Linked DNA regions of Mus musculus: regions 1 and 2 are each linked to region 3. Evidence: chromatin loops called from intact Hi-C (ENCODE). Cell type or tissue: left cerebral cortex. All regions are shown on one strand.

Evidence for each region. Peaks named below come from ENCODE experiments on the same cell type or tissue, not always from the same donor. Only the 100,000 strongest peaks of a DNase experiment are listed, where the experiment ranks them.
Region 1: it touches region 3 in a loop (4-fold over the local background); 8 of 42 quality-filtered maps call a loop at or near these places.
Region 2: a loop joins it to region 3, with 2.5 times the contacts of the local background. A loop is called at or near these places in 11 of 42 quality-filtered maps.

What each region holds. Positions count from the first base shown.
Region 1 is chr9:79,106,664-79,114,663 of GRCm38, forward strand. No RefSeq gene overlaps it. Among named protein-coding and RNA genes, the nearest start is that of Gm35024, 81 kb to the left of the region's middle. In left cerebral cortex, a CTCF peak has its summit at 3,111 (motif pointing right); a DNase peak (open chromatin) is centred at 3,136.
Region 2 is chr9:79,033,375-79,041,374 of GRCm38, forward strand. No RefSeq gene overlaps it. Among named protein-coding and RNA genes, the nearest start is that of Gm35024, 7.6 kb to the left of the region's middle. In left cerebral cortex, no CTCF peak of the experiment used is centred here; DNase peaks (open chromatin) are centred at 3,868 and 4,861.
Region 3 is chr9:78,783,325-78,791,324 of GRCm38, forward strand. Gm39376 (a long non-coding RNA gene) reads left to right here and starts at 2,303. Exons shown (of 3, transcript XR_870938.2): 1 at 2,303-2,509; 2 at 3,659-3,740; 3 at 6,130-6,228. In left cerebral cortex, a CTCF peak has its summit at 4,724 (motif pointing right); DNase peaks (open chromatin) are centred at 4,740 and 6,518.

The DNA.
Region 1 (8,000 bases), 320 kb after region 3:
AGTGTAGAAATTATAACTAAATATATATAGGGTGAAACAAATGCTATTGATTTCTTCTCTGAAAGGTTTTTAATTGCTAAGTTACATGGACACTTGTTTCTACAAAGGAATACAATTCTACAAAACATATTTCAAGTGTTCAGGGTGCATGAATAGAAATAATAGCCTTTATTCCTGAGGTAAGATTATTGTAGAGTAAACCAAGCAGTATAAGAATCACTTTATTTTGTTCCCCTTCTGGCCTTAAAAAGCAATGTGACTTCATTATCTCAGTGGCGATACTGTGGACGCTGAGTGCTAATTGAAGTCACTCAGTATCTATGAACATTCATGTTGAAAGCTTAGGAATGATCAACTGACCATTTTGAACCATAGAAAATATCTGTGCTTTGAAAATTATGAAGTGTAGTATGCTCAAGTTGAAAATGTGTAGGAAATTCTCATGTCAGCCGACATATGTAGCAAAACTTTTCCTAAATGTAGATAGGGTGTGTCCAAGATCTTAGCACTTTAGAGTTCAAAGAAATGGTAGTAATCTGCCAGAACCTCAGGCAAAAATTATGCCTTATTGAAGAAGCCAGGGAATGTGTGCACATGAGTGTGTGTGTGTGTGTGTGTGTGTGTGTGTGTGTGTACAGTCCAGTCCAGCCCAGGTCAGGTGTCTAAAATGAAATTATAGAGTTGAACACATTAAAATGGAAATGATTTTCATAAACTGGATATGGTAGGGACACAGCACTAATTTCAACACTTAAGACACAGAGACAGGAAAACCCGGAGTTCAAAGTCATCCAAGTCTACACAGCAAATTCAAACCTATCCCAGGCTCACTGAGATCCTGTTTGAAAAAGATACCACTCAACAATGATTATATAACATTAAAAAGTTCCACTCTTTGTCTGTGATGTGATACAGGTATATGAACAGTTACATTTAAAGTAAACAGCTACAATGAAAGCATGGAAGCCCTGTTATGAGAGAGCTGAACTGAGCTTTGAGAGAGTATGGGAGTTGGCACTCAAGAAAGAAGGTTTGGAAGCCAGAACAGGAACTGGAGCTTGAAATACTGAGAACAAAGAATAGAGTAGAAAAGGACATGGTGGGGCAGGAACCACATGAAACATGGGACAAAAAGCATGTCTAGAAAATTAAGGTAAATTCTATGCATTGGAGACACAGAGTGCTGTGGAGGGCAGATGTGATGCAGAGAATGCTGGCACCTTTCATGGTCCAGTTGTATATGACTCCTACAATACTAGATACTCAGTTTCATCAATTATAGACCCAGGACAGCTACTCTGAGTTCACTGTCTCTGTCTCACCACCATGAAGATTAAAGATGTGGACTCTTGAGGGAGTGGGTGAATCTGAAGCAAGCCTTACTAAAAATACTTACAGAAAAGTGAGAAACCGAGTAAGTAAGAGAAACTGAAGAGTTGGGAGGAGTTTCTAAGAGACAAAAAAAACCTATTGAATTTCTTTTGGAGTTTTTATAGGGCAAGACAGAAATCTAGTTTGGTTGTTGAAAATAGGAGGGAAATGCCCATCTGGAAAGGAGACTCCCAGAAATATAAGGAAGTAGAAAAGGGGGTGTATAAAAACTGGCATGCCGGAAACTGTCTCCTTAAAAGCCAACCTTATCTGGTTATTTCATGGGGCATTCCTTTAGGTATTGTATAACTCCATGAGTCAGCTTGAAAACTCCTTTAATGAAAATGTTTTACACATACAACACACACACACATTTTACATATATAATGTGTTCTGCAATATATTGTGGATAATATATGTGTACTTGAACTGAAAATCAAAAAATGTAAGAAAGCTTATCTTTATGTGATTCTCTGTAATTTTATAAATTTAAATTTTATTTTGTGATGTTTTTGTTTTGTGCTTCTTTGTTTTCTTTTTGTAAGGTTGCAATATCATCATATTTCTTTTTGTCACAATATCTTTTATTGTTTACTCATACAGAGGTATATAAGAGGATGGTGGGTGAACAATAAATAACTTTTCCTAACGCAGCAGGGGTGCAGTGGCGACAGTGCTTGGAATGAATGATGCCAGTGTCAGGAAAGCAGTATCTACAAGCATGCTGCTGTATTTTCAGAACTGGAAATCATAGATTCCTAGCTTCAAAATTGATGTCTGATTGTTTTGTCAGTTTTAAAATAGTAAAAGATCAATGGGGAATTACTACTACCACGTGTATGTGTGTCCATGTGTGTGTTGAATAAAGGGAATAGTGTATTTCTCTTTAAAAAGAAGCATATGAAGTCAATGTTGTTTGAAGAGTTAAGATGTTTAAGTAAATGATGATATAAATTGAATTGGCTAGAAAGAACTTGGCAGTAGAAGGAGTTACAGAGACAAAGTCTGGAGCTAAGATGAAAGGATGGACTATCCAGAGACTGCCCCACCCGGGGGTCCATCCCATAATCAGCCACCAAACGCAGACACTATTGCAAATTCCAGCAAGATTTTGCTGACAGAACCCTGATATAACTGTCTCTTGTGAGGCTATGCCAGTGCCTGGCAAACACAGAAGTGGATGCTCATAGTTATCTATAGGATGGAACACAGGGCCCCCAATAGAGGAGCTAGATAAAGTAACCAAGGAACTGAAGGGGTCTGCAACCCTATAGGTGGAACAACAATATGAACTAACCAGTACCCCCAGAGCTCAGGTCTCTAGCTGCATATGTAGCAGAAGATGGCCTAGTCGGCCATCATTGGGAAGAGAGGCCCCTTGGTATTGCAAACTTTATATGCCTCAGTACAGGGGAATGCCAGTGCCAAGAAGTGGGAGTGGGTGGGTAGGGGAGCAGGGAAAGGGGAGGGTATAGGGGACTTTCAGGATAGCATTTGAAATGTAAATGAAGAAAATATCTAATAAAATTTAAAAAAATTAAAGCACATTTTAAAATAAATCTAATGCATATGTCTTTTTCTTTTAGAAATATTTAAAACTTCAAAATATTAATTATGACATAGAACCATATTCTCTATAAAAAGTAGATTTGGCAGTGGATTCTTTAGTTCTCTTATTTCGTAAAATAATGTACCTACTCTCCTCCGAGGTACTAACACACTGATGACTGGCTGATAGAGTTTCTGTCCAGTAGAGAGCAGTCACAGTCCATGAAGAGATCAGAATTTAGGGCACATGACTGAGCTCTGAACCTTTGTATCAGCTTCTAACTCAGTCTGGACTTTCTAGAATACAGGCTAAGTGTTCTCTCTTGTGTTCAGGATTCCTTCTCTTACCTGTCCTTTATGTTATAATGATAATATGCCTATTTATATGGATACCAATGTGTACACTAAGACTGTGACTGGCTTGTGCTCATCCTAAAAAAAAAAATCTGTAGAACACGCATACTATGTAGTGAGGAGAAATAGATACAAACACAAATGTTAAGCATGAAGATGGGGAAAGTTTAGCATTCCATGAAAAAAACAAAACAAAACAAAACTTAATTCAGCACGCAGGAAATCCTCTTAGTGACAAATAGCCAGTGGCTAATGGACAACATCCTCATGAAAACATAATGGTGTGTGTGTGTGTGTGTGTGTGTGTGTGTGTGTGTGTGTGTATGTGTGTGTGTATGTGTGTGTGTATGTTTGTGTGTGTGTATGTTTGTGTGTGTGTATGTGTGTGTGTGTATGTGTGTGTATGTGTGTGTGTATGTGTTTATATGTGCATAGGAAAGTATGTGCATTTGCATGGGAAGGTCAATGCAGAGGTCAATATTCAGTGTTGTTCCAAACCTAGATTCACAAAGGGAACTTTAGATGCTATAATAAGGGAATATGCAGTAAGGGCCACCAATTCAATTGCTATTGCTTGTTTAATACTTCTTTCTCTGTGTTATGAAATGTTTTGTGTGTGCATGAAGTATGAAGTACTGTGTGATAATAATATACATACACATGTATATGTATGTATATATATATATATATATATATATATATATATATAAATTCATACAAACACATACATATATATTCTGTCATAATTACACTGTGGTAATTAGCTTTTCTGTATCATCCAATATGTAGGCACACTATTTCTGTACATTGTGTGTAAAGTTTACCATTCAAATGTTGATTTCTCTGCCCTCATATCTTGATCCAATTCATACAGGGAACTCTAATGCCTATAAACCAAGAATCTCCTGTCTCAAGTTCCTATAAGTAATTCTTACCTTTTGTTTTCTGTCTTGTGAAAAAATGCTGATCACCCAATGGCTGGGCAGAATCAAGAAAAGGATAGGATATGTGCCAGCTAGAAAGAGGAGAAGGGAGAGAGGGAGATTCAGATTAACCAAGAATATTTGAAGGGAGCAAACAAAGTACCTGAGCACAGTTAATTAGCCACATGGCAGAATGTAGGTTAAACTAAATGGGATAATTTAAGTTATGATCTAATAAGAGAAAAGCCTAGCTGTATGGCTAAAGTATTTGTAAATATATTTTGGGTCTGAGTCTTATTTCTAGGATCTTGGGGCTGGAAGGAAGAAAAGTTCTAAATTCTGCATAACATTAATCATTTTTACATGTTGAGATCTTTTGTACCTTTCCAGTTACCTTGAAGTATATCTTAGCTTGTAAAGAAAATTGTTCCCTGCGTATGGAAGAGAAAACCAGGTCTAATTTCTCCTGCCTAACTGTGTTTTTTTACTTCTTTGTTCTGTGCCTGTCTTAGACTCTATTGACCAATATTCCATTCTGTTCTTCCATGAGACTGTACCTTTTAATCAGTGAGTGAGGACATGTGGTTTTTGTCTGTCTGGGCATGCCTCATTTCACTTAACACTTCAGTCTTGTTGATAACAGCCATTCTTCGTGAGGGGCGATAACATCTCCCTGTGGTTCTGACTCTGATCAATTATTTAGGTTAATGATTAATGATGTCCTTTTAAACCTCACTTGTTGGCCATTTATATCTTTCCTTTTGAGAAATATCTATTCTGACCTTTGGTCTACTTTAATTGTATTATTTATGGGTTGGGTTTATTTTGAGAGTTTTTGATTTTTTTTATATTCCTTGCTGGACATATGGTTAATAAATAATTCCTACTATCCTATGATCTATCTCTTAAGTGTTGATTGCAGTGCAGAAGCCCTTAATTTGATAGAATTCCATTTGTTTACATTTGGATTGGCTTCCTCTTTTCAGGGCGGGGGGGGGGGATCCTGCTAAGAAAAACCATTCCCCACTGGTACCTTGAAGTGATTGCATGTGTTTAAGTCAAACATGTAGTCCTTTCATGTTTTTGTGTTGATTTTGTGGATGGTGAGAGGTATGGCTCTAGTTACTTTCTCAACATACAGATGTGCAGTTTTCTCTTGCTTTGCTCTTTCTATGTGGCAGCAGAGAATAAACCAAGGGAAGACATCTAGTTACAAAGCTGGAAAGTCCATCTTGCTACATTTTGAGTTTTCTGTGGCCTCTGAATGCTATAACATGAAATCTTTGAGTACAGAACACTCTGCTTTTCTGATGCTGGATATTTCCATAAAATAGGACTGAAGAATTACTGTCAAGAAGTGGCATCATGAAAATGCATAAGCTGCCCTGATGCTTTGTTTGGTCCATGTCCCAGAAGCCAGTCTGCAAATGGATACGTTTTACAGAAAGCAGAGAATGAGACCCACAAGGAAAGGGACAAAGTGAAGAGTGTTTGCTTGTAGATGTTCACAGGCTTTCAAAAACAGAGTCATCTCTATGAATGTGTACCGACAGTAGATTCATTTGGTACATTAAAGTGCTGCCTTCTTTTATGTGTTAATGACACACTGATTTACCACCAACAAGGCCTAACTCTTAAGGTGGTTTTACCCAGTGGTGACATTACCAGAAGACAGCCACATTCTTTTTTTTGGCCGTCCTCACAACCAAAGTCATACACTTTAATTGGTAGACAAGAGTTAGGTATATAATTTGTGGTCCAGAAACTGACTAGCGCTATCTCTCCCACAGACACTGAACTTGAACGCCAGCCTGGTGAGTTCCTGTCTTGCCATCTGAGCTAGTGAACTTCAGAAACTACTGTTGAGAATGGCTTATCTATTCATAGATGGTTAGACTTTATAAAGTACATGTTTTTGTTGCTGAGGAATACATAGTATATTTGAGTTTAATTTTTAATTTTTCCCTTTATCTACTAAGGCTTCTCAACAAATGAAATATAAATTCCAAACAGGTTCATAAATAGTTTCCTACCTATTGTGAAATGTACTTATCTTACACGCGTTCTCGCGACCGGCCAGGAAGAACGCAACAAACCGGAATCTTCTGCGGCAAAGCTTTATTGCTTACATCTTCAGGAGCAAGAGAGCAAGAGAGCAAGAGAGAGCAAGAAAGCAAGAAAAAGAACAAGAACAAGAAAGCAAGAGAGCAAGAGTGCAAGAGTGCAAGAGAGCAAGAGAGAGAAAAAAACAAGAGCAAGAAAAAGAACAAGAGCAAGAAAGCAAGAGCGAGAAAAAGAATGGCAAAACCCCGTCCCTTTTAAGGAGAATTATCCTCCGCCTAGGACATATTACTCCCTGATTGGCTGCAGCCCATCGGCCCAGTTGTCATCACGAGAAAGGCAGAACACATGGCGGGAAAACTGCCCCTGCACGTGTGCAGATTATGTTTACTACTTAGAACACAGCTGTCAGCGCCATCTTATAATGGCAAATGTGAGGGCGGCTCCTCACAGATCCCCCTTTTCTTTTAATAAGAGCAATAGGCCACCCATATTAATGAGAGTGGAGATAGAGGTCAAATCCCCAGTGTGCAGGTAAAGGAGCCATGTACAGGATTAGCTCTTAGGCTCACAGGCTTTTACCCAGAGCAACCCTGACCTGCTCCCGTGTCGTTTTTCCTGGGGAGAAGGACACTTGGACACTCAACCTTCTTGAAAGATGACATGTCTCCCTAGAATAGGCTCATATGTGCCACAGAGCCCTTCTACTGCAGTGCTTAGCCGTGCAACTCTCTCGGGCTGCTGAAGCACACTCACTCTATCCCGTGCAATGAGACTAGCCTCGTGGGGTGCAAGAGCTGAGTGGCCAGCGACCTATTGCTTAAGCATAGATAACCATATATCAGGGAAGCACCATGTTCTAGAGCTGCAAGTGCCTGGGCAATAACCACCTTGTCTCTCCTAGTTTGGGCCTTAAGCTTACAGACCAACCAGAGAAGCAACACTAATCCACAGCAAAGTGTATCTCCAAATAATCCCACCCATTCTTTAAAGAAGGAAAATGCTGAGGAGATCCAATTGGGTAATCCTTTGATCAGGGACAGGTCCAAGCGCGTGGAGTTGACCTGAATGATGGCAAGTCTCAATTCCCGAAGGGTCTGTTCAAATTCAGCCGTCCAATCCTGTAACATATACTGAGAAAGACTTTTTGACAAATTAGCTGCCCTAGTAAATTTCTCATACTGAATGGAAGTAACGCATAATGAGAGGTCCCCCAAGCTCCCGACAAACCCTGAGCCAGTCTTGTAAACCTTTGTTCTTTCTTGGGGCTATGGCCGCTCTGCATTCCTGCGTGGCTTGCTCATAAATAAGCTATTCTACCAGAGGTGCGGCTTGCTCTGAATCTCCAAAAATACGCTCTGCTGCCTCTGTCATTCTGGCCACAAAATCTGAGAATGACTCCTGAGGTCTCTGGACGATCTTTGTTAGTTGTCCAGTGGCCTCACCTGCTCAGGAGAGCGCCTTCCAGGCCCTAATAGCCTATTCATCTGATTCAGAACTACTAAGAACTGGCTCCTTGAGCTCATCTAGTGATGAGTATAGGCTCCTTCTCCTAGAGACCTCCGCTGATTGATCTTTTTTCTTTTCTTTCCTTCTAATCTCTCCCCAGGTATTCTTACCTGACCTAAACTTTTCCTCAGGTTCAAGACCCGTGGAAAGGCCTGTATACTTATTTTGTGCACCATATTTCCTCTTTGCTCCTACTCTCTCTCCCCGCTTTACTTCTGATAGATTGCCCTGAAT
Region 2 (8,000 bases), 250 kb after region 3:
ATTTACATGTCAGACAGCCCAGTCATCAAAGAACTCTGATTTTTAAAATTCTTATGCTTATATAATATATGTCTAGCTGAACAGTTCAAGTGAGCAAACTCTACATTAACCTCGGATCAAGAATTCCTGAGGACAATGGGAGTATTAGCAAATAATCCACTTCTCATTCCTGACTGGAACAGGTATTAATTGTTCTTTCTAAAAACACGAGGGAGCTGTGATGTGTCAATTTTTTTTTTATGTTCTGAATACGTGTACATGGCTCACTCTTGATATCCAAGATGAGGTATCTTCATTTATGGCATTACAGATGCATTTTCTACTCCCTCAAGAACATTTCACACAAGGTGTATTTAGTGAATCTTGCAGAAAAGGAAAGTCTATTGTATTTTGGTTTGTAAATGAAAAGTGGGCAATGGTCAAATGAAGCTTATCATGCCATCAATGACAGAAGAAATGCTGCATTAGCCCATTGTAGCATGGCCCCAGTACCATGTTTAATTTTTTAGGGAGGAAACTCCAGATATGCTCAGTAAGATAGCCAATATCTGGTCTTGTCATCTTACTTGTAATATTTAATAATTTCAGAGGATAAAATAATTTTACTTTTAATATTCAATTGTCATATTTGCAGATCTTTATTTAAATTAGCTGATGATAGATAAATAAGAAAGGTTAACATTTTTCAAAAGTTTCAAACAGAAATTTTAAGTATAATGTAAAAGCATCTTCTATTCTATTGCCTGCCAATTGTAGATATGATATTTCCTTATTCTTCTTCTTCTGAATAGTTTGGTACATATTTCCAGAGAGAAATGTCACACATAATATTTGATGTCAACAAAGAAGGTTGAATCAATAAGATTTGGAATTCAAAGCCATAGCTACACAATGAGTTTGAGGCCAACCTGGGATATACAAGACCCTGTTTCAGAAACAAAAACAAAAACAAAAAGTTTGATGTGGAAAACTTAATATTGATGCTATTTTTGGCTGTCTAATCCTGGAATTCCACTGGTTTCCCAACTGTTCCATTTATGTATGATAATGTCATGTCCTATTTGCATGCCTGTCATGAGACCAACCTTTTAAAATTTCCTATTCATATCACTTGGCTAATTTAATGTCTGCTATGTTGCTCCAATACAGAGTTACTATTTTCATAACCAATGAACACTTTATAAGACAATACATTGAATTTTGCAAATATCCTAGTCTTCATAAAGCTGTGATTCTTTTTATTGTAGCAGCATGAGCTCATGTTTTTCCATTTTGCTTGATGAGTTATAAGCCATCACTGTATTGAGTTACTTTGATGTTCAAGTAATCACTGGTGTCTGTGGAATGATAAGCTTCCCTCTGCATCCTTTAAGCAGATCTTGTTCACTCTTTGAACACTTTCTTATCTTTTGACCACAATAACATTCTTATTCTTAAAGTTATCTGGTCAGCATGCTCTCTCCTGCATTTTCTTGTTGGATATGAAGTTGCCATTTCCCCAAAGGTTGTATGGTTGAGGAGTGGAGGTTATCTTTGCAGATGTAAAGGTTGGCTGCCTATTTGTCTTAGTGGCTGGAGGAAAATTTATGCTTGGGTAACCTACCAGCACGTTTTAACACTGACACATCAATTATCAACAACAAATACTGTTCAGCCTGTCTTTTTCCTTCCTTGACTTTTACTCTCCTGTTCCATAGTGAAAGAAATCTACAATTACTTGAGTATGTTTATTTTTTGGCAAATTCAACACATGCAGGTAGTCTTTTAAAAACTACTGCTGCGTAGATGCCCTTTGTACTCAATTCTGAGATCTAATACCACATACTGGGTCTTAGCGTTATATTAGGAATTTTCCCCATTGGCTAATGCAACACTATGTTGGAAGTTGTATTCTTTATTGTCGATTATTTTCCTATCTCTCTGCAATAGTTATTTTTGTGACCATCCACTGAAGAATAACAGCCATTGCAGGTCTTTGTTTGTAGCTTTTGACATTGAAGAAGTTCTAGACAGGATTCAACAATGAATTGTGTGGTCTTGACCTGGAAATCTAGCTTTTGGGCCAGACCTACTCATTACAGAGCTTGAATGGATGCTAAGGCTCTGGCTCTAGCAGTTTAGGTCCACAGAAACATCTATGACTCTTGAAAAGGAAATGTGACCCAAGAAGTTGAAAGTATATCTTTGTCTGCAAATAAACCCAAGTTCTCACAAGCACAACTCTGGGGTCAAATGGAGGCAAAAAGGTAGCATAGCATTAAGTTAAACCAGGGGCTTAGTGTATGGATACTGGAACCTAAATCTGATGATCTGTAGCCTGTGGTAAGAGATGGTTATTACACCAGGTCCTTGGTTCTTTTCAGAGTAAAAAGTGTGAGTAACCAAGGTTGAATAAAGAGGGTGTGGCCCAGATCAGGAAGATCAAAGGTAGCCCCGGGGTGTAGACCAGAAGGGGTGTATAAGGAATGCCAAGGGAAGAACTGGTAAGCCAGGTATTAGACAGGAAGATGGGGGTGCCAAGAACCAGACATGGTGATTACTTTTACCCAGGGTGACAGATGGAGGTCAAGATGCATTTGTGGTTCTACTCTTGTTTCCTCTTCTCTTGCCAGCTGAAGCACTTTGTGCGTCTACAAAGGGAAAGAAAAACTAAGACCCATTTGTAAACTAGCTCAGAAATATTTATGCAAAGAATAAAGCAGAATGAATTCTAGCAATAGCAAAATTTTAGCAATATGGTTAATTTTATATGTATTTATATATTTGTTTAAACACAAATAAGAACAAAGAGTATGAAGATTTTATTTCTGAATGGTTCCTGTTAAAGTGCTTTTTGGAGACAGGGTCTCATGTAGTCCCACCTGTTCTCATGCTTGCTGTGTAGACGAGAATGACCATGAACTTTGATCTTCGTGTCTCCATCTCCCAAATGATGCCATTATAGACAGGCACTACTATCTAGTTTTTTTTTTTTTTTTTGTTTTGTTTTGTTTTGTTTTTTTATGCTGGGCATCAAACCCAGGGCATTGTGGATGACAGACAAGCACTCTATGAACTGAGCTACACCCTCAGGCTGCTGTAACTGTTCTTGATGGATCAGTCTTAGCTTGTCAGTTTTCTGTGAAATCCACTGCACAGAACTGAGTTCTCTTCATTTGATGACTTGGCCGAATAAACCACTTCCAGTATGACTAACAATTTCAGAACTCCTGAGCAACAGCAGGGGAGTAAATACATTTTCTCAACCTGATGCAGTTATTTACCTATAACTTTAAAAACAATACAATTGCTGGAACTAAAGGATCTATTTGAAAATAAGTTGATTAAATTAGAGAAAAAAAATTTAAAATTTATCCTGTCTGTTTTTTCATTTCAACTCTTCCTGGGTATAATCTCACCAAGAGAGGAATAAGGGGAGTATAATAACAGAGAAAACAAAAAGAAAAACAAGAAGAGCTGAGATCATGTCCAGCTTGGGCTGCAGCTCAGCTCTGATCACATTTATCTGAGGTCCCAAGTGGGATGGTGACAAATCCTTTTTCCTGGCTTCATGCCTTCACCACAACCAATAAATAATGAGCTCAATATTTTAGGAAAGAATTATTGCATTATCTTTCTTTCTAAAGTATTTACTTTGGTTATAAGCCACAATGCTTTGTATTTAAACATAGAGTACTATGATCTATATCTACAGCTATCAATGTGTGATTGAAGACAGCATGGGACAGTATGAGCCTACATAACTCTGTCTCTATGCATGTTAAAGTTTTGCTCTAGCATTAGTGAATAATCATCAGTTACTGTCATTTTGTACTGAATAAAGCCTCTTGTTGAGGATGCTGGGGGGAGGGGTGTCAGTCTTCTGATTGTTCATAAACAAGCCCAGGAAGCTGTGCTGATGGAAGAGGAATGAATCCCTGGCAGGCAGAAGCTGAGAGCTGCTTCTCCAGGCACACAGGATGCTCTGTACAGACTCAGGTTCACTCTGAAAGGGAAGATCACAACAGGTTTGATCGACAGTCATGTGTTGAGGTCAACCATTGCAGGAAATGACTGTTATCATTCAGAAACTACTTATCTCTCTATTGGTTTATCATAATTCTCTCCCTCGTAGGCAGAAATGCTTTTATATTATTTTGACTTCAAAGGAGCAGGAAGAATCAAAAGCAGAGATGAATGCAGTTTCGTAATACCCAGTAAATACCATTGTGTATCATAAACATCAAATCCACGATAACTTTCATCCAAAAGTGGGATTAGTTTGATTCAAACCACATGAAGAGGAAAGCAGCTACTGTGCAAATACTTCACTTCTTGCTTTTCCAGATAGAAGGCAAATTCACTATAAATCATGAACAGACTATTTAAAAGACTTCATAGTTTTGATGGGACAACATTAATTGTTGGAATTTTTAGAATGTAACATTTTCCAGAGATAAACCCTAACGAAAGCTATTTGGGGGATTAAGACTATTTATTGGAGATGAAGAGAATGATGAGGGAAAGCAATTCTTTAGATGAATTCCAAGTCTTTTCTCCTAAAAGAAAGGCACTTAATTTTGCAACACTCATCCCATCTGCTCATTCCTTCTGTTTTCTCAACACCAAGTCTCTCCCCTGGTCAGTACTTGTAAGGCGTTTTCAACTGCACCCACTCATCCTTCCTGCCCTCTTCCTAAAATCTGAGTCTCTTAAGTAAGGGCAGTTGGAAAGGACTCTGGTTCCCATCCCAGTGTTCCTATGCACAGGCCTGGGGATGAACACAACCCACAGAAGACAGAATCTCTCTACTGAACATGAGCATGAGATACTTTCTGAAGCCAAGTTCTGTTTTATTCATTTTTATACTTCCCAATATTTCAAGTGCAGTAGCTAACACAGTGCTTGGCACAAGGTCAAAGACACTCAGTAAGTAATTGCTGAAAAATGGAAGCAGACAAACTCGAATTCTGCCCTGGCTGCTGAGCCACGGGGAAACCGTCGTTTCCTCTTTTATATCCAGGATGTTATGTAGCGTCTGTCTTCATTCACGGCATGGGATGACTCACTTGCAAGGTGCTCTGCTGAGTCCTGAGAATATCCTAAGTCCTCAGTGGATATTTGTTCCCTTCTCTCTGGCTAGTCATTTCGTTTCCTTCAGGATGCACTCCTCATTGTCACAGAGGAGCGTAGTGAGTGGTTCATGGCACTCTGGATGAGGTATTGGGAGGATTACAAGGACAGATGTTTAGAACTCCATTTTGAACATTAATAAGGTGAAAAGGTAAGAGATGATGGAAAAGAGTGGACATCCTTGTCTTCTTCCTAATTTTAGTGAAATGCTTTGAGTTTCTTTCTATTTAGGATGATGTTGACTGTTTGCTTGCTTTAAATTATGTTTATTATGTTGAGATATGTTTGTTTTACTCCTAGTCTCTGCACTTCTTTTGTTATAAAGGGATGCTAGATTTTGCCAATGGCCTACTCTGCATCTAAGAATATGATCATGCGTTGTTTTTTTTTTTTCTTTTAGGGTTTTCTGACACACATTTTAAATAGAACACTCAATACTGTGAAAGCCAAATAACCTACAATTATTTGAATTTCAAAAGTGGACAAGAAAACCACGAGTAGCAAACTCCTTAACTTGTGAAAACTCTGTTTCAACGTGGTCTTCCAGGTAGATTTTGGCCTCATGGAATAACTATAATGATTCACTTATGTACTTGCCTGTCCAAATTTCAGTCTGTCTCTGGATTGCATTTGGAAGCTTTATAATCTCCCCTGGCTCAAGGAGTTGGCCGACAGGTGGCATGAGCTATTTGGATTTATCTGCTGATCCAGAGCCAGAGTCCTTGCTTCTCTCTTGAGCGAGGCTCACTGACTACATTGCTTACCCTTTTCCTCTTTTCTAGGTTTTAAGTTAGGATGTTGAAGGTCCAGTTGGTTGGAATCAGCATAGGCTTGGGAAATGGTAGGGAGCTTGTGATTTGGGAGGGTGAGCCAGGAGAGGACAAATGGTTATAGAAGTTGGGTTAATTACTCTTTTTCTTGTTTGGACAATGCTTTAGCTGTTTTAGTTCACAAGTCAGAAAGCTGTGCAAGTGTGTCATTTGAAAGATACTTGAGTATCTCTCATGCATGAGAAGGCAGATGGCATTGTGCCTGCAATGGCACTTACCATGTGCAAAGAATTAATAGTGTAGGAAAGTAGGAAATGTTCATTAAATCTTACTGGGAAGAATGGAGGGAGAGGAGGAGGCAGCTGGGAAGTATTGTATAAGAGAAGAATAGATGAAGGGATAAAAGAAAAAAAAACCCATCAAAACCCATGTACTTACCCAGTGAGCAGGGGAGTAGAAGAGTATTGGGCAAAGCTTTATATAACTGTTGGTTATGCAGACTAAGATTTAACCCCTGGTTTCTGTCCAATAACAGCACACATAATTGCTGGTGATGGCACTGCCAGGATTATTTCAGGAAGCATTTTCTTACCAGGCCTTTGCAAAGAAAGGTGATCATTTACAGGCACCCAGAGAGTCCTGTAAGAATGATTGCATCCACCATCTTTCTTTATATTAGACCAAGGACTAGAAATTTCAAGAGCTGATTCCAGGATGTGCCACAGTCTTCATGAATACTTCATGGTAGAACTTTATGGGATTTTCTTTTCTTTTCTTTTCTTTTCTTTTCTTTTCTTTTCTTTTCTTTTCTTTAAAAAAACCCGAAAAACAAAAAACAAAACATTAGGTTCCCAGTTATTCCTGGACAAAAGTTGAGCCTCTGTGGGATACCACTTAAAAATGGAACTTGTTGGCCATTTGGTATTGGATAACCAGTTGGCATGCTCTTCTTTGGGGAAGACTATTTCTCCCGTTCTTGCATTCCTTAGTTGCCTGCAGTTCTTTGTGAAAACATACAAGTAACATTATATAGACATAGAGGGTTGCATTTATGTATTTAGTAAGTTATATTAATGAAAACAGAGAACTTAAATTTGAAAGAGGGCAAAGAGGCATATATGGGAGGGTTTGGAGAAAAGGGAAAAGAGAAATGATTTAACATAGTCTTCAAAAATAAAGGAAGTAATAAATAAGATGATCTATAATCTTCAAAAAGTATGCTTTCTAGACCAAGAGCCTTTATACTGCTTTGAGTGGCGGTCTAGCTTGTTCTCACAGACACATGGGCAGGACCTTTGATTTCCTCAGCTAGAGTTGGGGAAGTTGGAGTTGCTTCATGGAGCCGTGATATCTGATAGAAACAAGACAGCCCAGGCCAAGCGAAGCTTCTAACTACATGGCGACTGCTTGGTCTTTACCCCATCTGTTGTCTAATGTTTTCATCACCCTTAAGGTTTTCTAATCTTGCGATTAACACAAACTGTGAGTTTTTCTTTTCATTTTTGTTTTAAGACTGTCTTTGATACTGAGTTTATCCTGGGTTTGTTTAGATTTATGGAGGCCAATGGGATCATTTTATTAGAAAGTGTCTGTGATGAAAATATAATAGTTTTGGTCACTTTAACACATACTTATTTTTCCCCCACAACCTTTAATTGGCTTAACCAGGTCTCTTTGGAACAAAATATGTATTTTAAAAGGAATGGCAACAATAATAGATATGAAAAGGACAATTTGATGTTTTATAGAAATGTAACATGTCGATTTTTAACAATAATTTATTGTACATTTCAAATATCTACAAGAGAAGATTTTTGAATGTTCCTAACATAAAGAAATGGCACATGCTTGGGGTGATGCATGTTAATTGTCAAGATTGATAACTACGCATTATACACATGTAAGGAAGTGTCACACTATACTCTGTGTGTGCATCAGTTAAAATGCTAATAAAACAACTTACAGAATATGCTAATTCTCTTGTAGAATTTTCACAATATTGGAATTAAAAGCAATTTCAAGCATCATAAGTCATGAGTATGAATTTGTTAGAAAAACTCTTACACACACACACACACACACACACACACACACACACACACACACACAACCAATTAG
Region 3 (8,000 bases):
TCACATTTACATGCCTTTTATTTGTGGCTGAATCTGCCTTACAGGTGCCTTATGTTTCAGAAAGTAGAGATCAAAAGAATTCACTTCTCAGGATTCAGCAACGCACAGCCAAGGCATGAAACACCCTTTCATATTGTCTCTCCCCCAACCCTTGCGTACAAATAAGGCACCTAGGTTTCTCGGTGCAGGGGTCGGGGGGGGGGGATATTCCCTTGAAACTGAAGCAGCAGTAGCAGCAGCAGCAGCAGCAGCAGCAGCAGCAGCAGCAGCAGCAGCAGCAGCAGCAGCAGCAGCAGCAGCAGCAGCTCCTATTCCTCTGTAAGGACTTCAACCTAACATTTACTCTCAAGTGTTCTTAATATACCAAGTCCCATAATTATCGGAGAACATATGAACTATAATAAACCCAGCATTATAATAGACTCAGTATTGTTTCATTTTCAAGAACTTTTCATTGGTGCATGTACACTTTGCATAGCAAGCGCTCAAGTCCTGTCCCGGCAAGCAGTTGATGCACTGTGGGAATGCCTGAGAGGCAGCAGAAGATCCCGAGAGTTTGAATGGAGTGTCCTGATACAGTCAGATTGGCCTGGCAGGGGAAGAGACGCAGACAGGTTTTTCTTTTTTTCTTACTTCTGTCTATAGATCACCATTGTCTCCTGTCTGGGGTAGAGCCTTTCATTTGCAAAGCTTCCTCTGGAAACTTACTCTACCCTCATCTGACCCCTTGTTAGGACCTGAGCGTGCCAGATCCGTCCCAACGTGTGTCACCTGTGTGTTGTTTTTGCTAAGTCTTAGCATTTCATTCGGGATTTCCCGTAATGTTAGGTTGCCCTAGGAACAAGCATGTTTGTTAGGTTTCAGGAAACTGCATCTGGATGAGGGTTTCTTAGATGGTGCCCTTCAAGCTCCTAAGAGTGTCTGGCATTATGTCATTTCTGACACAGTTTTGGGATTCCTCAGCTGATGTTGTGATATTTGTGGGTGATGGGGGTGGGGGTGGGGGTGGGGGTGGGGGTGGTGCCATAGAAATATCAGATTCAAATATGTCCATTCCTTATTTATTTCTGTAAAAATATAACTTTTCATTCATTCATTAATTTACTTTACATCCTAATATCAGCACCTCCCAAGCATAAATTTTTAAAATTGAAAGTTATATTATTTACAACATGTTATGCTGTGGTACTTTTGAAATGGTCAAATCAAGTGTGCTGGCATATGATCTGCCTCATATACTTAACATTCTAAAGTTACCGCTATTATCGTTACTATCCTTAGTGTGTGGGGTGGGGAGGCTCACACATGTCTCGGTGTGTATGGAAGCCAGATGTTAACTTTGTACAGCAGGTCCTCTCCTTTTACCCTTGTGTGGATTTTGAAGCTGAAACCCTGTCAGGCTTTTGTACTTAGCACTTTGATTAGCTGAGCTATCTTACCGATTGACAGACTGATTGATTGATCGATAAGAACACTTCGAGCTTCCTTCTTGCACTAACCTGCTGCTTTTATTACTAAAGCTTTATAACTCTGCCTACTGGGGGTTTTTAGTGACTCCCTCTGAATTGTAAAAAGTTGTTCTGTTTCTGTAAAAACTCTCTTAGCTTTTTGAGACTGTGTTGAGAAGAGATTGCTTTGAATTGTATAGGCTTTTAAACAATATTTACCACTCTAGTGTGGGAGCATAGGATATCTTTCTCTCTATAATTAGTCTGCAGTATCCAGGAGTGATTGGTTCCAGGGCCCCACGTTTAAAAGAATCCCTGGATACTTATATTGTTTATATAAAAATCACATAGTATTTATATATAACATGTACACATATTGCTACTTTCCTCACATAATATCTGAGTCGCTTACAGTACATAATATACTATAAATATAAATATAATATAAATATATAAATATATAATATATAAATATATATTTGTATAAATATAAATATAATATTAATATAAGTATAAAATAGCATGTATATAGCTATTGTATTGTACTCTTCAGGGGAACAGTGACATAAAATGAAACCCTGTATATACTATATATACATAATATACTATAAATATGAATATAATATAAATATATAATATATATAAATATAATATAAATATAAATATAAATATAAAATAGCATGTATATAGCCATTGTATTGTACTCTTCAGGGGAACAGTGACACAAAATGAAACCCTGTATGCATGTATGTATGTATGTATGTATGTAACGCAGGCATCCTCACCACCTGGTAACTTTGGTTGAGTCTAAGGAACTTGGGCAGAACCTGTGGATCAGGAGAGGTGATGGTTGACCTGTATTTGTGTTTTCTCCACTTTCTTTTGCCAATGTCTATAAATGCCAATCTCCGTGACAAAAATGTATGTTGAAGAAGTCTTGAAAAGCCTTAACAGATTGACTGAACGTGGTGGCACATGGAAAATGCCACTCACCATGCCATCTGACTTCAGTGGAAGTGGGTTCCAGTGGCCGTGCAGTCCTTTCACCAACCACCCTAACGGTACAGCCTGTGCTCTGGTGGATGTTTGCTGCTGGCATCGTCCCCCTGGGCTGACCTCTGGAGTCTGAACTGTCTTGTCTGAGCACGAGCTTGGCACATCCTCTGCAGTTCCGACTGGAGATCTCCCTTGTCCCATAGCTCATTCCATAGCTGCTTCCTCTGGTGCATGTCTCCCTGCTAATGATGATTGAAGTCTTTGAGTTTCTTCTAAGGTGCCACACAGAAGTTGGCAAAAAGGAAAACGTCTTCTCAGAGCACTGACAATTTTAGGTTGGGTAGAGAGGTCTTTCAAGGGTTTTAGATGTGTGGCATCTATTTTTCCTGTAAATATGAGAATTTAACAAGTGAAATTTCTAAGAACTAGAGTCAATCACAGCAATGAGATGCTTACGGGGTTTTTATTAATAATATACTAATATATTATTATATATACTAATAGGTAATAATTGCATAGAAAATCACCTCATCAGAGCTACAAAGGGAGTTGATTGGTTGCCTGTTTGAAGGACATGGAATTGTTTCTGAGTGTCTTCAATTAATTTGTCCAAAAATATCCCCTCAAATGAGTTCTATATTAGATTTACTCCTTACAATTTTGTAGGTTTTAAGTATGATGGTAGGGATTGATATTATTTTATTAGTTAATAAATTATTAAAATAACAAGGCAGGAACAATTGGGTAGAATTGAATGGAAATAAAGATTTTAGATTACATTTCACGTTTTAGGAGAGGAATATTTGATTTTGGCTCCAAAAGGTTTTTTATTTTTATTGGTAGACACAACTACTCTATGTATGTGGCAAGTCTCTCTCTCTCTCTCTCTCTCTCTCTCTCTCTCTCTCTCTCTCTCTCTCTCTCTCTCTCCCTCTCTCTCTCTCTCTCTCTCTCTCTCTCTCTCTCTCACACACACACACATTTAAAGGCAGAGTCTCATTTATCTCAGATTTTCCTTGAACCTTAATATGTAGCTGGAGATAATCTTGGACTTTTGATCATTTTCCTTCTACCTCCTGAGTTCTGAGACGATAGCACTATATGCCAGTATACTCAATTCAGAAATTCAGATAGTGTGGGGATCAGACCCAGGGCTTTGTGTATAAGGAGCCAAGCCCTCTACCAACTAACTACATCTTCAGACCTCTGTTTAGGTTTTGAGACAAGGTCTCACTATGCAGCCAAGGATGACTACATCATCTTCCACCATTGGCTTTCCATATGCTGGTGTTGCAGGTGTGTACTATGTTGCTTCGTTGAAGTTTGTCATTGCTGAAACAATGTTTCTTAACAGTTTAGCTGCCAGAGTGAAAGGTATAGTCAAAAATCATAGAATGTATTTGAGTGTTTGAAAGTTCTTGGGGGAAGTTTTTATTGTTCCCAGTGGCACGTATTCAGTGAATATTTTGATATTTGAAATGGCCATATGGGTGTGAAGATTGCTCTGGCTCTTTGACCCATTGCCAAACAACTTTATTTCTAATATGGATGCTTCGTGATGTTAAATAGGACTTTTCTGGAATATGGACCCCAGATATAGCACTCAGTAGAATTGATTGCAGAGTGTTACAAAGGATGAAGGTTGAAAGGGTCCTTTGAGATAATTAAACACAGACCCTCATTTTAAAGTAGACAGAATTGAAACAAGGGAGGTTAGCGGAGTCAGTCAAGGTCACACATCTTTTTAGCAGAAGTGGTCATAGAATTTAAGATTCCAGAGACTCAGTTTGACTTTGGAGCATCTGCTGGAAAGGCTTAGAACCAAATGAGAAAAACACAGACTAGTGAACTCACTGATGCCTGTCTAAGGGCTTCTGGTGATGGAGCTGGGAGACAGAACACAAAGACAGAATTTCACTCAACTCCTTCCAGTTCATCACCCTCCTCTGACACGAGTCATCAGAAGCTTGGTCTCTGTGTTTCTAATTTAATATTTGGGCCCCTTTGGGTGTTTTGCATAGTTAGAGATGAATGTTGCCGTTGGATTCAGATGTGTCACTTTGTAGAGATGAAGCCACATAAATGAGTTCAAGTGAATTATACAGAATTTCTGTGAGACAAGAGATATAACTATGGCACATGCTAAGGAAATATGTCTTTGTCTTCTGGTTGGTGACTGACTGTGTCCTCCTAATTATGTACAGAATGTGTGGTTGAGAGCAATTGACTGGACACACTCCATATAGGAAAGGCAGCTCAGGAGGGATGAAACTGAGTAGGAGACCTCTAGAGGGCAGTGTTAACTTACAGTTGTTAAGAGCCAGCAGCAGGCTAAATTGGGTGAGTGTGTTGTATTGGATATCCATGCCTCTTAGATACCTACATTCAGGGATAAGTAATGTATAGTGTTGATATTTTGAGCCTGGACGTCTGGAACTCATTTTGGAGTTTTAATCTTTGTGGTGTAGGGAAAGGATACTAGATGGGTTATCAGCACATCTGGGCTCTCAGTCTCTACAACCCAGGAACTGTGTGTACCCTTAGGTTTCTGACTTCAACTGAGAAACTAAATGGTTCTATGGAATCTTCTCTTAAATGGCCCAGAAAGCTAGCTTTTCTCCCCCATCTCCCCAAGTCTTATTGATACTCAGTTTCATGCTAAGGGTTCACCACAGGCTTGTTTGCTACTGGTGTTTAAAGTGATATAGCAGGACACTCCCTCCGTAGATGCATTTCCGAGGTCTACCTTGGCTAACCAGTCAAGTCTCTATTCCACAATGGCTTTCTGATAGCATTACCCTTCTAAGGCAGTCCTTCTGGCCTATTACAGTGTGTGAGGAAAACCAATTATTCTTAATCTTGATTTATTAATCCCTTTCACGGGTTGAATTGTGGCATGCTCCAAATGTTGAATGTGTAGTTCCCAGTGTGGCCTCATTTGTGAATAGGGTCATTATAAATGTGACAGTTAAGGTTGTACTAGAGTAGATTAAGACCCAGGCTCAATATGGCTGGTATTCTTGGAAAAAGGACTTTGCATCTAGACATGTGTCCCAGGGATTGTCATGTGAAGGCTGCACTTATGATATTACAAACCAAGAAACTACTAAAGGAGAGCTGGGACAGATACTATGCACTCCAAAGGAATGCAGCTCAATTGATATCTTGATCTTGAAATTGCAGCCTCTGAAATTGTGGGACATTACGTCTCTGCTGTCTCAGCCACTTACTTAGTTTGTGGTACTCTGTTATTACTGTAACCCTAGGAAATGGATATAACCCTAGTGACCCTAGTGCTGTGTGTTGAATGGAGTTTTCCCTCAGCTGGTTATGATATCATGATGACCTGACCCTGCTGCACGTAACCTCACCAACACCAGTGTCAGTAGGTTGACAGCAGTCTTCATGTCTCTTAAGGCATATAATAAATTTAGTAGACCTTCTGTACTATTTGATAACCTTTATGTGATCACATATTGACCTTGGAAGCAGGTAAAAACCGTCAGTTCAGAGGTATAGAATAAACTTTCAGCTTCCAACGGGATTTGGTATGTAGACACTCATTTACGAAACAGAGGGCACAACAGACTGGGACAACTCATAGGTTTTGCTTGTGGCAATGGAGAAAGGAATTAACCATGGTCACTATGTTTCTATAACTTGTCACCTACATCTTTCTCCACAGATGTACCTCAAACAAAGCATAGTGATAAAACCAAAACAGGAGTTGTATGCTGGAGAGTGGGAGTGATGGAGAAAGCAGCATGGGAGAAAGGCCTATTTGGTATGTATTTACATTTCATCTGGAATCTCATTAACATTCACTCACAAGGACCACCACTCTATAACATAGGAATACATGTTATATGCTGTCTGGAAAAATACCAGAATTTTAGATAGCTTGGCACAGAACATAGTTCTATATCTGTAGAAGAGTAATTTCACTACTGTCACAATAAAATCTATTTTAGTAAAAAAAAAAAAAAGAAAAAGAAATTCAGCAGCTTTGGTTCAGTGGATCAGTGCCTGGAGATTCTCTGTCTCTATGCTCAGTGATGTTCATCTCTGATTCCTACATTGATTTGGTCCCCACATACATCCTTGGATGCTGCCTAGTTCCTAGGCAACTGTAGTCTGGGAGGCTGGCACTGGCATGCTACTTGATTTAAGTCCCAAGCATAAGCATAGCATGGACAGTGCTTTTGTTCTTAATTATTCAGCTGTGCTTTTGAACTTGAGATTTGTGTTTAGTGAGTTCCTAGGCCTTACAAGTAGGGAAGCAAAAAGACAAAACAAAACAAAAAACAAAAAACCAACAACAAAAAAACCTGTTGTATACTAAAGAAGAAATAAGATTTATTTAAAAATATTTCTGGCAAAGTATAAAAAGTATAATCTAATTTTCAGAAAAAAGAACGTAAAATAAATTTCATACTTTTGTAGTAAAACCAATGGGATAAGTTAAATTTATTTTCTATTAATTTAAAATGGTTTTAAGATTCATTTTTAATTTTATGTGTATGAATGGTTTGGTCACATGTATGTCTCTATGCCACATGCATGCCTGGTGCCTGTGGAGGGCAGAAGGCAGTGTTGGATCCTCTGGACCTAGAGTTAGTGATGTTGAGCACCAGTATGTGAGTACTGGGAATTGAACCTAGATCCACACAATGAATGCTCTTAACCACTCAGCCATCTCACCAGCCCCCAACTGAGTCGTTTAAAAAGATATTTGTGTTTGGATATATATGACATAGATGTAAAATGTTATTTTTCTGGGTTAACCTAAACTCCACACTTTTTTTTTTAAATAAAGAAGCGTGCCATACATTCCATGAAGAGAAGGTCAAATAACTAGCTGTGGTTTATAGGTATCATTTGGAAAATTTGAAGGTATGTACCACATTGACAAGTCAGGATTTTACCTTAGTAATAGAGATCTTATAGACCTGTGAATTATTTTTTAATTACCATGTATAAATGAAGGTGATGCTAATACTTTTTTTTAAAAAAAGTAGAATGGCCTGTTCTATAGTCTGTTTTCATTCCATGGATTTTGTTCTTGTTTTTCTATGGGGCAGAAACCTTCAATCAAAGATTCCTGGAAAACATAGTTAACTATAAACCATCACTTGCAAGCATCAAAATCTCCATCAATATTTCCCCTTTCTACACACAAAGTTCACCCTCAGTTACATTAGTTATCCACAACTTCATAAAAAACACCTCATAATAGATTGGCTCACATAACACATATTCCTTATTTTTGTGGAACAAGAACGGAGGAGAAGTCTGGATCTTGCTATGTTTGCAGCTCCAGTGAGGCCAGGGATCGTGTCACCCAAGGCTTTACAGCCCACTCAAAGTAGCTGAGGATAGGATTCATTCTTTTCTGGCAGTTGCTTTCCAAACAGAAACTTTCAAGATGGCAGCCACTTCTGTTGGAGTCAGTAAGTTAGAGAGCAAAAGACATTAGCAGGATAGAAGCCAGAGTCTTTGCAACCTGATCTTCTGAATGACAGGATTACTTTATTACATTTTGTTTGTTAATCTGAA